Linked DNA regions of Homo sapiens: region 2 is linked to region 1. Evidence: chromatin contacts called from ENCODE Hi-C or POLR2A ChIA-PET data. All regions are on one chromosome and are shown on one strand. The core of a region is the stretch at or near the end of the contact, and the rest is flanking DNA. Distances in the headings are between cores, read along the strand shown.

Region 1 (5,299 bases), core at 2,027-4,526:
CATGGCTCACACCTGTAATCCCAGCACTCTGGGAGGTCGAGGTGGGTGGATCACCTGAGGTCAGGAGTTTGAGACCATCCTGGCCAACATGGTGAAACCCCATCTTTACTAAAAATACAAAAATTAGCTGGGCGTGGTGGTGGGTGCCCGTAATCCCAGCTACTTGGGAGGCTGACATAGAAGAATCACTTGAACCCGGGAGGTGGAGGTTGCAGTGAACCGAGATCATGCCACTGCACTCCAGCCTGGGTGACAGAGTGAGACCTTGTCAAGAAAGAAAGAAGAAAGAAAAGAGAAAGAAGGAAAGAAGGAAAGGAAGGAAGGAAGGAAGGAAGGAAGGAAGGAGAGGGGGAAGGGAGGGGAGGGGCGAGGGGAGGAGGGGAGGGGAGAGGAGAGGAGAGGAAAGGAGAGGGAGAAAAAGAGAGAGAGAGAGAGAAAGAGAGAGAGAGAGAAGATGGGGAAGGTCCCTTCTGGGTTTCCATCTAAAATCAAAGAAGAAATCATTGGTTTCAATAATAATATTTTAAAATCCACCCTATGATTTTTTTTTCTTTAAAAGAAAAATATCAATCTAAGAAAATAATACCTAACATGGTGTTAATGAAAAGTAGGTTGGATTGGTTATGTGTACATAAGAACTTAAAGCTCAAAGGAAAAACAGCACGTATACCAGCATGTTGACCTGGCTCCGCTGACAGCCAGGATTACCAGTTATTTCACTTGGTGTGTACCAGTGCTACTTGGAAACTACCCACCTTCCATGAGCAGGTCTACTCAATAAAATCTTACTTTCATGAGGCTGTGAGGATATCCAAATGGGGACATTTCTTATACTCAGAAGACCACAAGTCACGAATGTGGCCACTTCTGATTCTGACTTCAGGGGTCACCCAGACCCCAAGCCACCCCAACCCGATAAAGGCAAGTTCACCTTGGGCAAAGTTCAGAGCCAGCAGCACAGCTGAAAGGCAGTGGACAGCACTTTCAGATGCTGTATTCCAACATTTCAACTGACATGAAGTGAGGCAAGAGGGGAAATAACTAACAGTAATCTGATTAAAAAACAAAAGAGAAAAAAAAAAGGGCCTGGTGTGGTGGCTCATGCCTGTAATCCCAGCACTTTGGGAGGCCGAGGCGGGTGAATCACCTGAGGTCAGGAGTTCGAGACCAGCCTGGCCAACATGGCAAAACCCCATCTCTACTAAAAATACAAAAATTAGCCGGGCATGGTGGCACGTACCTGTAATCCCAGCTACTAGGGGGGCTGAGGCAGGAGGATTGCTTGAACCTGGGAGGCGGAGGTTGCAGTGAGCCAAGATTGTACCACTGCAGTCCAGCCTGGGCAATGGAGCAAGACTCTGTCATTAAAAAAAAAAAAAAAAAAAGGACTGGCCTGGGTTTACAGGTAGCTCACACCTGTAATCTGAGCACTTGGGGAGGCTGAGGCAGGAGGACTGCTTGAACCCAGGAGACCAACCTGGGCAATACAGCAACACACTGTCTCTACAAAACATTTAAAAAATTAGCTGGGTGTGGTGGTACACATCTGTAGTCCTAGTTACTCAGGAGGCTGAGGCAGGAGGATTGCTTAAGTCCATGAGTCTGAGGTTGCAGTGAGCTATGACTGTGCCACTCCATTCCAGCCTGGGTGACAGAGTGAGATCCCATCTCTAAATAAATTAATAGACCATAAATTCTGTAATGTGAATCTTTAGACAAAGACTGCTAAATCTATCATCTGATATATGAAGTTTTATTACAACAAATGTTTATATATTGAGTTAAAAATTATCTGTACCCATACACACAACCTGCATTTACTTAATTTAAAAGGAGTGTCAATATTAAAATTGAGGATTTTGGCCAGGTGCGGTGGCTCACGCCTATAATTCCAGCACTTTGGGAGGCCGGGTAGATCATTTGAGGTCACAAGTTTGAGACCAGCCTGGCCAACACGGTGAAACCCCGTCTTGACTAAAAATGCAAAAATTAGCCGGGCATGGTGGTGTGCCCCTGTAATCCCAGCTACTGGGGAGGCTGAGGCGGGAGAATTGCTTGAACCCGGGAGACAGAAGCTGCAGTGAGCCGAGATCGTGCCACTGCACTCCAGCCTGGGCAACAGAGCGAGAACCCATCTCAAAAAAAAAAAATTGTTATTTTGTTGTTATTGTTGTTTTTGAAGACAGAGTCTCACTCTGTTGCCCAGGCTGGAGTGCGGTGGCATGATCTTGGATTGTGTTCTTCCAGGGTTGCAGAGAGAAGTGCAACAGCGTCTCATTGCAACCTCTGCCTCCCAGGTTCAAGCAATTCTCCCGCCTCAGCCTCCCAAGTAGCTGGGATTACAGGAGTGCACCATCACACCCAGCTAATTTTTGCATTTTTAGTAGAGATGGAGGTTTCACCATGTTGGCCAGGCTGGTCTCGAACTCCTGACCTCAGGTGATCCGCCTGCCTTGGCTTCCCAAAGTGCTGGGATTACAGGTGTGAGCCACCATGCCCAGCCTAAGAATAATAACTTTATAACTATGAAAAATGTGTTACATATTCACCATTTTGCCAGCATTAATCTCAAAGCATAAGTTTTACCTTTTGGGGATAAAGAGATAGATTGTGTTTTAGCCATATGACCAATGTAGAAACAAGCTAAGGTTAACTCCTCATCTAATGAATAGGCCCGATAAAAAAGTTGGTTGACCACAACATGAATAAATAAATAACCATAAGCTTGGAAATGCTACCTGTAGTATTTCAGAGTGTCGATCACATTTGTAGTCATCACTTAAAGAATTAATGTCTGCCAATGTTATCATCTAAAATGTATTTACAGAGGTCAGAAGAGCTATGTCTGTCCTCCTCTATGCAAAGAGGTGATGACATCAAGGGGTATGTCACAAGCCAAAGTTTAGTTAGCCTAAGTTAGTTAGCTGGTTTGCAGTTTTTATCCACTAAGTCTGATCTTCTGACCCCTCAGTTTTACAACTTTCCACTCTCTGTGCTGCATAGCACCTCTCCACTTCTGAGTTAATCATTTCTTTGCCATTATCTGGCAAGAATTCTTATCTCTTTTGCTGTCACTTTATAACAGGGTCCTCTTATCAACCTGCATAGAGTCATGTGATGAGTCAAAGCCTATCAAAAGTTTCCATTCTTCTGATTAGAAACCATCATGAAACTGGATACATGGTTTACAGCAGGTCACTAATGTTGGAAAAAGTACAGAGTCCAGGGAAAGACTTGCTTGTAACTTTATGAATTCTGGATTTTTTTTTTTCCTTTGCTTTTTCTTAACTTTCACTAAGGGTTACTGTAGTCTGATGTGTCCTTCCCAAGGCCACGAAATTTGACAAGCTGCACTTTTCTTTTGCTCAATGATTTCTGCTTTAAGCCAAAGAACTGCCTATAATTTCACTAAGAATGTCTTCTAATTCAGATACTGGGGATTTACAAGAGTCTTTAAAGCACGGACTTACACCTATTGGTAAGTAGGAGTTTCTCTATTGATCATCTATTTATTCTGCTACTACATACATATAATTTAATCTTGTTGATGGATTTTGCATTTTAAGTCATGGCTTTTCCTATTATGTTTATTAAAAGCACACAATAAGCCTATGTATATATATCACACATTTATCTTTCTTGCAGTTCAAAAAAAGCAAATGGATATTTCAACATATGAATATTATTCATTATATCTAGTGTTTACTGGTGTCATTCTAATACCCTAATCAGCCAGAAAATATAATTTATACTTTATCAATTTCAACTTTAATATTTTCTGATAATTTTTAATCAGAAATAATAAGCTAAAATTTGAACAATTTGAAACAAGTTAATCATATTGAGTGATCATTGATCAAACTTTAACAGATAGCTGTCAAGTATTTGTTACTTTTCAACCCACACAAAAGTATGGTGTCTTATTCTCTGCTTATACCGTAAAAAATTTTCATTTTATTTTCCTGGGGAATGAAAGTCATGCCCCCACCTCCAAAAAAAAAAAAAAAAAACCAAAAAAACTAGACCATCATTAGTAAAGGATTTGAAGAGCTACTGTTTCTCGCAACAATTAGTATATTTTGTTTTTACAAACAGAAATAAGTAAATAAAGCTACTATTCATTTAAAAAATAGAGTTACAAACTTATGAATTTTATAGCAAGACTACATTCAATTAATTCTAAAAGTAAAGGACTGAAGGGAAGTGATTCCCAGTGATCTGTAATTATTTGTCTGTTGGAAGTCAGGCCCTTCTGCCTTTCCCCAGTTTTTGAAGGACCTGTGCCTTTTCTGGCAGCATTTGCCTAGGCTTTCAGACTGGAATTTCCCTCCGAATTTGCAGGGGCCTGTCATGAGCTCTCTGAGTCTCAGCTCCATTATAACAAGAAAGAAAATCAAGGCTTGAGTTTTTCCTCTTTTTTCCTTCCTAGTCAGCTGACTCCACAGAATGCAGTGGAGTCACAGATTGCTTTTTTTATGGGCCAACTACACCCTAAAGTATATCACTTGAGGAAATGTTTACCAAAAATGTTCTATACTTACGAAAAAGAAAACATGGGGAAGGTAAGCAGGGTGTAACACACAATCAATTGTTCTGCAGATAACACAGAAAATACAGGCACAAGAAAGATGAGAGAGCAGCACACAACCATTTCGCATCTTTTTCGTCGGGCAGAACCGCCGCGGTGCGCAGGCAAGGAGTCCTTCCCGGCAGCTCCGCGCAGCTCCGGTTCCGCGTCCGGGGCCGCAGCTAGAGCGCGCTCGGGCCGGAGACGCGGACTGCGCGCGCACGGGGGACGCGCGCTCGGGGGCTCGCGCCCGCGCGGGCGGTCTTGGGCTCCTGCTGCGCGCAGCCCCAGCTGGCCGCTGCCAAAATAGAGTTGAGCTGGGTCGGGAGACCACGCACGCCGATCCCTCACAGTCTCCCCCACACCCCATGGGTGAATTAAAGAGGGTAAGGTAGGGGAAAGAGACGCTGTTGCACTTTTCTCTGCAACCCTGGAAGAACTGTGTTTCCAGCTACCGCACGCGCAACTCACATCGCAAGGGACCGAGGCGGTACACTCTGAGCGTAAACAGAGAACACCTGCAGCTCTGGAATCGGTCCCACCGCAGAGGGCTGGGAACCGGAGGACTGTCGGTCCAGCCCATAAGGGGCTGCTGGGGACTAAACCTCAAGAAAAGTACCGAAGAAGGCTCTCCCCTGGCCTCAGCGAGACTACCCCAACATCCTAAACCTGTGCAGGCACTTCCGGGCGCCGGATTCCGGGATAACAAAATTCCAGTCAATTTGCCGGTAA
Region 2 (5,299 bases), core at 1,793-4,292, 73 kb before region 1:
GAAGATATTGACAAGTGAATAGATTCAAGAGGAGACACTTTTTTATTTTTATTTTTTGTACAGATGGGGGTCTCACTGGGTTGCTTAGGCTGGTCTCAAACTCCTGGTCTCAAGCGATCTACCCCCTCACGGCCTCCCAAAGTGTTAGGATTACAGGCATGAGCCACCACGCCCCATGGAGAGATAATTTAATGATAAACACACTGGAGCTTGTTAGGATTAGGGAGTGAATGACCAGGCATGGTGGCTCATGCCTATAATCTCAGCACTTTGGGAGGACAAGGTGGGTGGATCACCTGAAGTCAGGAGTTCATCACCCGCCTGGCCAACATGGTGAAACCCCATCTCTACTAAAAACACAAAATTAGCCGGGCATAGTGGTGGCCACCTATAATCCCAGCTACTTGAGAGGCTGAGGCAGGGGAATCACTTGAACCGGGGAGGTGGAGGTTGCAGTGAGCACGAGATCATGCCACTGCACTCTAGCCTGGGTGACAGAGCGAGACTTTGTCTAAAAAAAAAAAGATTAGGGAGTGAAGGAGGGAAGGTAATTATCTACTGTGCCAGAATGTGAGAGTGGCTTATGAGTTTTATCTTAAACTCAGGAGGCTGAGATGGGAGGATCACTTGAGCCCAGGCAGTGGAGGCTGCAGTGAGCCATGACTGTGCCACTGTACTACAGCCTGGGCAACAGAGTGAGATTCTGTCTCAAATATATATATATATACACACACATATATATATATTTATACTTATATATAAATATATATATGCCTCTACTATATATATCATATATATATCGTATATGTATATATATATCAAATATATATATCAAATACATATATATCAAATATATATATATATATATACACACACACACTACTCTGTTTAAAATATGTGAGAGATTTGTTTAATACCTAAATGAATGATGTTAGGCTTCATCATCAGGGTTTGTTAAGAAATAAAAATTGAAAGTAAATTTAAATATCAAAATGATACAATGTTTGTAAAGTGCTTAGTTCAGTACCTGACACAAATATTCATTTCCTTTCTTTTCTGCTTTATTCAAGTAATACTAAAGGCTAAGGCTATTGGAAGATTATGTGGGTTGGGCAAGGCAGCTCACACTTGTAATCCCAGCACTTTGGGAGTCCAAGGTGGGAGGATCACTTGAGGCCAGGAGTTTGAGACCAGCCTGGGCAACATAAGTGATACCCTGCCTCTAAAAAAAAAAGAAAAAGAAAAGAAATGAAAGGTTATGTGCAATTGATGTTGGGTGTTCTGCTTTATCAGTATTTGTTTTAATCAAATAAATCAAATACATTCTACGTTCAGTTACTTCCAATCTATGTCACCTCTTCCATGTTCTTTTAGTACTTATACACGTCTATTATAATAGTATGATTCAATTAATATACAGATAATAGGCAACCAAATATTTTACAAAATACTATTCAGTAGTTTTGGTTATAGTATCTTGTAGAAAGATATTCAGGATACAATTAAACATATACACACATTATAGGTGAGAAAATAGATGCATGAAGAATGTAACTTGTTTAAGGTCAAGAATATAACCAAAAGGAGTAGCAAATAATGTCTTTTCTTTCTAAAAGTTTGCCATAGCTGAAACACAACAGGAATCAGCATGCTACTTGACATTATAAATGCATTCCATCAGGTGCCCAGGCATATGAAAATTAGGTGTTCCTGCTTTATTCATAAGTTAGACATCAACTAACATTACTCTGCAGCAAATTCCTCTACACAAGGAAATCTATCTAAATCCTTCCAAAATGTCCTAATAAGAAAATAAAATAAGTAGAATTAAAGCTGTACTAGGCTAGGGCACATTTATATTACTGACAACTATAGATTATTCAGTAATACCTCTCAGTGCACCAGTAAGCAGAGAGCATGGAGAGCTAATAAAAGTAATGAAGTCTTCGTAGTACGTGAACTCACTGCTATTAAATCTCTTCTGAGAAATAGGATGAGCCTGCCAAGTTTGTTGGGAGGAAGGCTGAATGTGTAGGCTGTTGAAGTGAAAATAAGTAGAGCCATACGGCAATGGTGGCTGAGAGAGATAATGGCATTAATGCCCAGAAACTGAGTGCTTTACCTAGCCTTCAACTTTATTAGGAAGCAACGATGACATAAAACTGGATAGGGTTTATCACGTTTGTACTTGTCAGCTAAATCTACAGATAAAAATTATAGTTTTATAATAATCCAAAGCTTGAGTGTACCATGTGGCTATCAATATTGAGGAGCCAATAGAGGTATAGCTACATAACATAAACGTTATATTTTTCATGTGATGGCTGACCATCATTTGCCATGACTGTTTAAGGAGAGGAAAGCCCATTGAAGCATCCTAGTTACTCAGAATCCCTGAAAGGCCATGATGATGTTGAGGTCTATAGAAAGTGCTACTCAAGCCGGGCGCGGTGGCTCACGCCTGTAATCCCAGCACTTTGGGAGGCCAAGGTGAGTGGATCACAAGGTCAGGAGTTTGAGACCAGCCTGGCCAATACAGTGAAACCCCGCCTCTACCAAAAATATAAAAAATATCTGCGCATGGTGACGTGCGCCTGTAGTCCCAGCTACTCAGAAAGCTGAGGCAGAAGAATCGCTTGAACCCGGGAGGCAGAGGTTGCAGTGAGCCGAGATCACGCCACTGCACTCCACCCTGGACGACAAAGCGAGACACCATCTCAAAAAGAAAAAAAAAAAAAGTGCAACTCAAGTTGTGGGTCAGTCAAGGATTAAGCAGACAACGCAGCATGCCGGTACAGTATCCTGAGGTAGTAACAGTGTGGCACATCTACCACCTCTAGCACTAAAGGGTCAAGGGAAGGGAAATGTTACTGGAATCCAGAGAGAGAAAAGACTGTGCAGAAAAGATCACGCTACAGGAACTGTAACCTTCAGAAGAGAGACAAAGTCTGCTGCAGCTACTCTACAGGGAGGGAGATGGAGGAGTAAGGCCCCAACCCCTCTTCCCTCTGCTCTCCAGCAGGGGCCGCCCATTGACTGAACCCAACCAAAAGCCAGGGGACAGGGGAGTCCTGGGAAGTGGTCTCGGGGGCACTGAGCAGGCTGGATGGAGTAGGAAGGATAAAGATCTGAAGGGGTAAATGGAAGATAGCCCTACTGTCTCCCTAGTTTTGCCTAAGTAATTATTTTATTAATAATTCCCTATATTATTTGCTTGGTTTTCTCTCCAGGAGGAACAGTTCCAACATAAGAGTGGGTGAAGCACATTAAACCCCAATAATCAACTTCCTTAAGCATTTCCAAGTAACATAATCTCCTACTTCCCTACAAAAAAAAAAATCAAAAATTCTCACTTAAATCCCAGGAGATGTTTATTTTCATCCTACAAAGAATGTCTGTTGTTGAGTGATGACGTTTCTTTAAAGAGAATAATTAAAGCTCTCTGTTTTTTTTTTTCCTTTTACAAATCAGGTGAGCAATGTACTCACTCTGAACAATGACAGTGTTTTGGCTGCTTGTGAACCCTGGAAATATTGATCAGTTAAAAATATTCGGACTTGCATCTCTTGAATTTGCTTACTGCAGCCCTTCTTCCTGGTGGGCCGGGAAAGCACCAGCAATTTTGTTATCATGATAAATTACCCTCCCTGGTAGGTCACTCTTTTTTACCTAAAGTCACAATTTGCTCCTTCCGTTAGGTCATAACCTGATTTTTTTCAGGGTGACAGATTTATTGCTTGCTTTGTGCTCCAAAAAAAAAATCACCAACATTGCTCAAAATATAGTCCTGTCACAGTAACTTTGTATATTTCCCAATGGGAATGAGACTCAGCATGTATATTCCAGTTTGAACATGGTAGAGTGGGCATTCCCACGTTTCTCTGGATTGAAGCTGGGAGGACAGTACTTAGGTTTAAGTCACACTGCCAGTGTAAGGAATTGATAAGCAAGTATTAATATTTGTTGACAGAGTCTTAGGGGATCTTTTCTTCTTTTTAGGAAACTCAAAAAGCCAACCAAACAGCTATTCTGATCTCCAAAGCAAGCCTTTCTCATGGCTGGGATATTTTCCTTGGCCATTACGGAAGTGTAAATCCCCCGTAAATGTCCCTAAACTTGAGAATGAAGCTGTGATGCCTTCGTGGTTCAGTAAGATCATGTAGCAGAGCTCTCACAGTGTAATGTGGACTAAAGTTATGAACAACAAACAATTCCAGGCCTGGTCCATAAAAAGAAACCTACACTCGGCCCTCCATGCTTCCTTCATCAACCTGCCTGCTGAGGGTGCTGCAAGTCTCCAACCCGCACCCAGTCCCACTCCTGCACCGCACACTTTCAAATGCAGTTCTTCCAAAGAAAGTCCCAGCTCTGTCCACACTGGGGCCCCTAATCTCAGCTGAGTCTTTAACACAGGCCAGCATTCTAAGGTCTATTCCTAGTCAGCTGACCACTCCTTCTTTAACCTAAATTCATCCTCCTCCCCAGACAACTAATCCTCTCCTGATCTCAGTCAACAGCACCACAATCATCAGAAAAATCCTTTAGACGCTTCCCCCTCCCTGACTCATCCACCTGAAAAGTTACATCTCCTAAATATGCCCCAGATCCTTCAGGGTGTGGTGTGATCCAAAAGTGGAATACCATTCAATGGTTTTAAAAAACACTAACAATAAATGAGTAAAAAATAGCTGCATGTTTCATTATAGATAAACCTCAATAACATAATATTGAATGAGAAAAGTCACAAATAAATATATATTGTATGGCCGGGCACAGTGGCTCATGCCTGTAATCCCAGCACTTTGGGAGGCCGAAGCAGGCGGATCACCTAAGGTCAGGAGTTTGAGACCGGCCTGGCCAACATGGTGAAACCCGATCTCTACTAAAAATACAAAAATTAGACGGGTTTGGTGGCAGGTGCCTGTAATCCCAGCTACTTGGGAGGCTGAGGCAGGAGAATCGCTTGAACCTGGGAGATGGAAGTTGCAGTGAGCTGAGATCACTCCAGCCTGGGCAACAGAGCCAGACTCTGTCTTTAAAAAAAAAAAAAAAAAAAAACACGCATATGGTATGATTCTGCTTATATATAGTGTGAAAACAGGCAAAATAAAGCAGTATTTCACCTGTCATGAATGGCATTCTATGGCAGGTTGTATGACAAGGCCAAATATAGGTGGCCATTGTCTATATGTTAGGGACTGAATGTTTGTGTCCTCCAAAAATTCGTACGTTGAAACCTAATTCCCAATGTGATGGTGTTTGGACAAGGTGGAGCCTTTAGAAGGTGATCAGGTCATGA

Evidence for each region. A loop is a pair of places that touch in the nucleus more often than their neighbours do. ChIA-PET counts read pairs that join two places held with the same protein, here RNA polymerase II (POLR2A). Pooled maps may share reads with other maps.
Region 2: a loop to region 1 is called in a map of Caco-2, with 6 times the contacts of the local background. The contact joins the enhancer-like site here to the promoter of NR5A2 in region 1. A Hi-C loop is called at or near these places in 2 of 168 maps with a recorded cell type or tissue (Caco-2 and OCI-LY7) and 4 of 50 pooled maps. POLR2A ChIA-PET finds 5 or more read pairs at or near these places in 8 of 52 experiments (A549, H1, MCF 10A and 4 more).

Annotation. Positions count from the first base shown.
Region 1 is chr1:200,024,434-200,029,732 of GRCh38, forward strand. It overlaps NR5A2 (nuclear receptor subfamily 5 group A member 2), which reads left to right and starts at 3,277. Exons shown (of 8, transcript NM_205860.3): 1 at 3,277-3,478. The coding sequence starts at 3,415. RefSeq lists an enhancer at 4,941-5,299.
Region 2 is chr1:199,951,874-199,957,172 of GRCh38, forward strand. The region is part of intron 2 of LOC105371682 (a long non-coding RNA gene); the gene reads right to left. Among named protein-coding and RNA genes, the nearest start is that of NR5A2, 73 kb to the right of the region's middle. Within about 2 kb of position 3,043, at least 2 of the 41 ENCODE cell types and tissues checked have a DNase peak (open chromatin) inside an H3K27ac peak, as active enhancers do.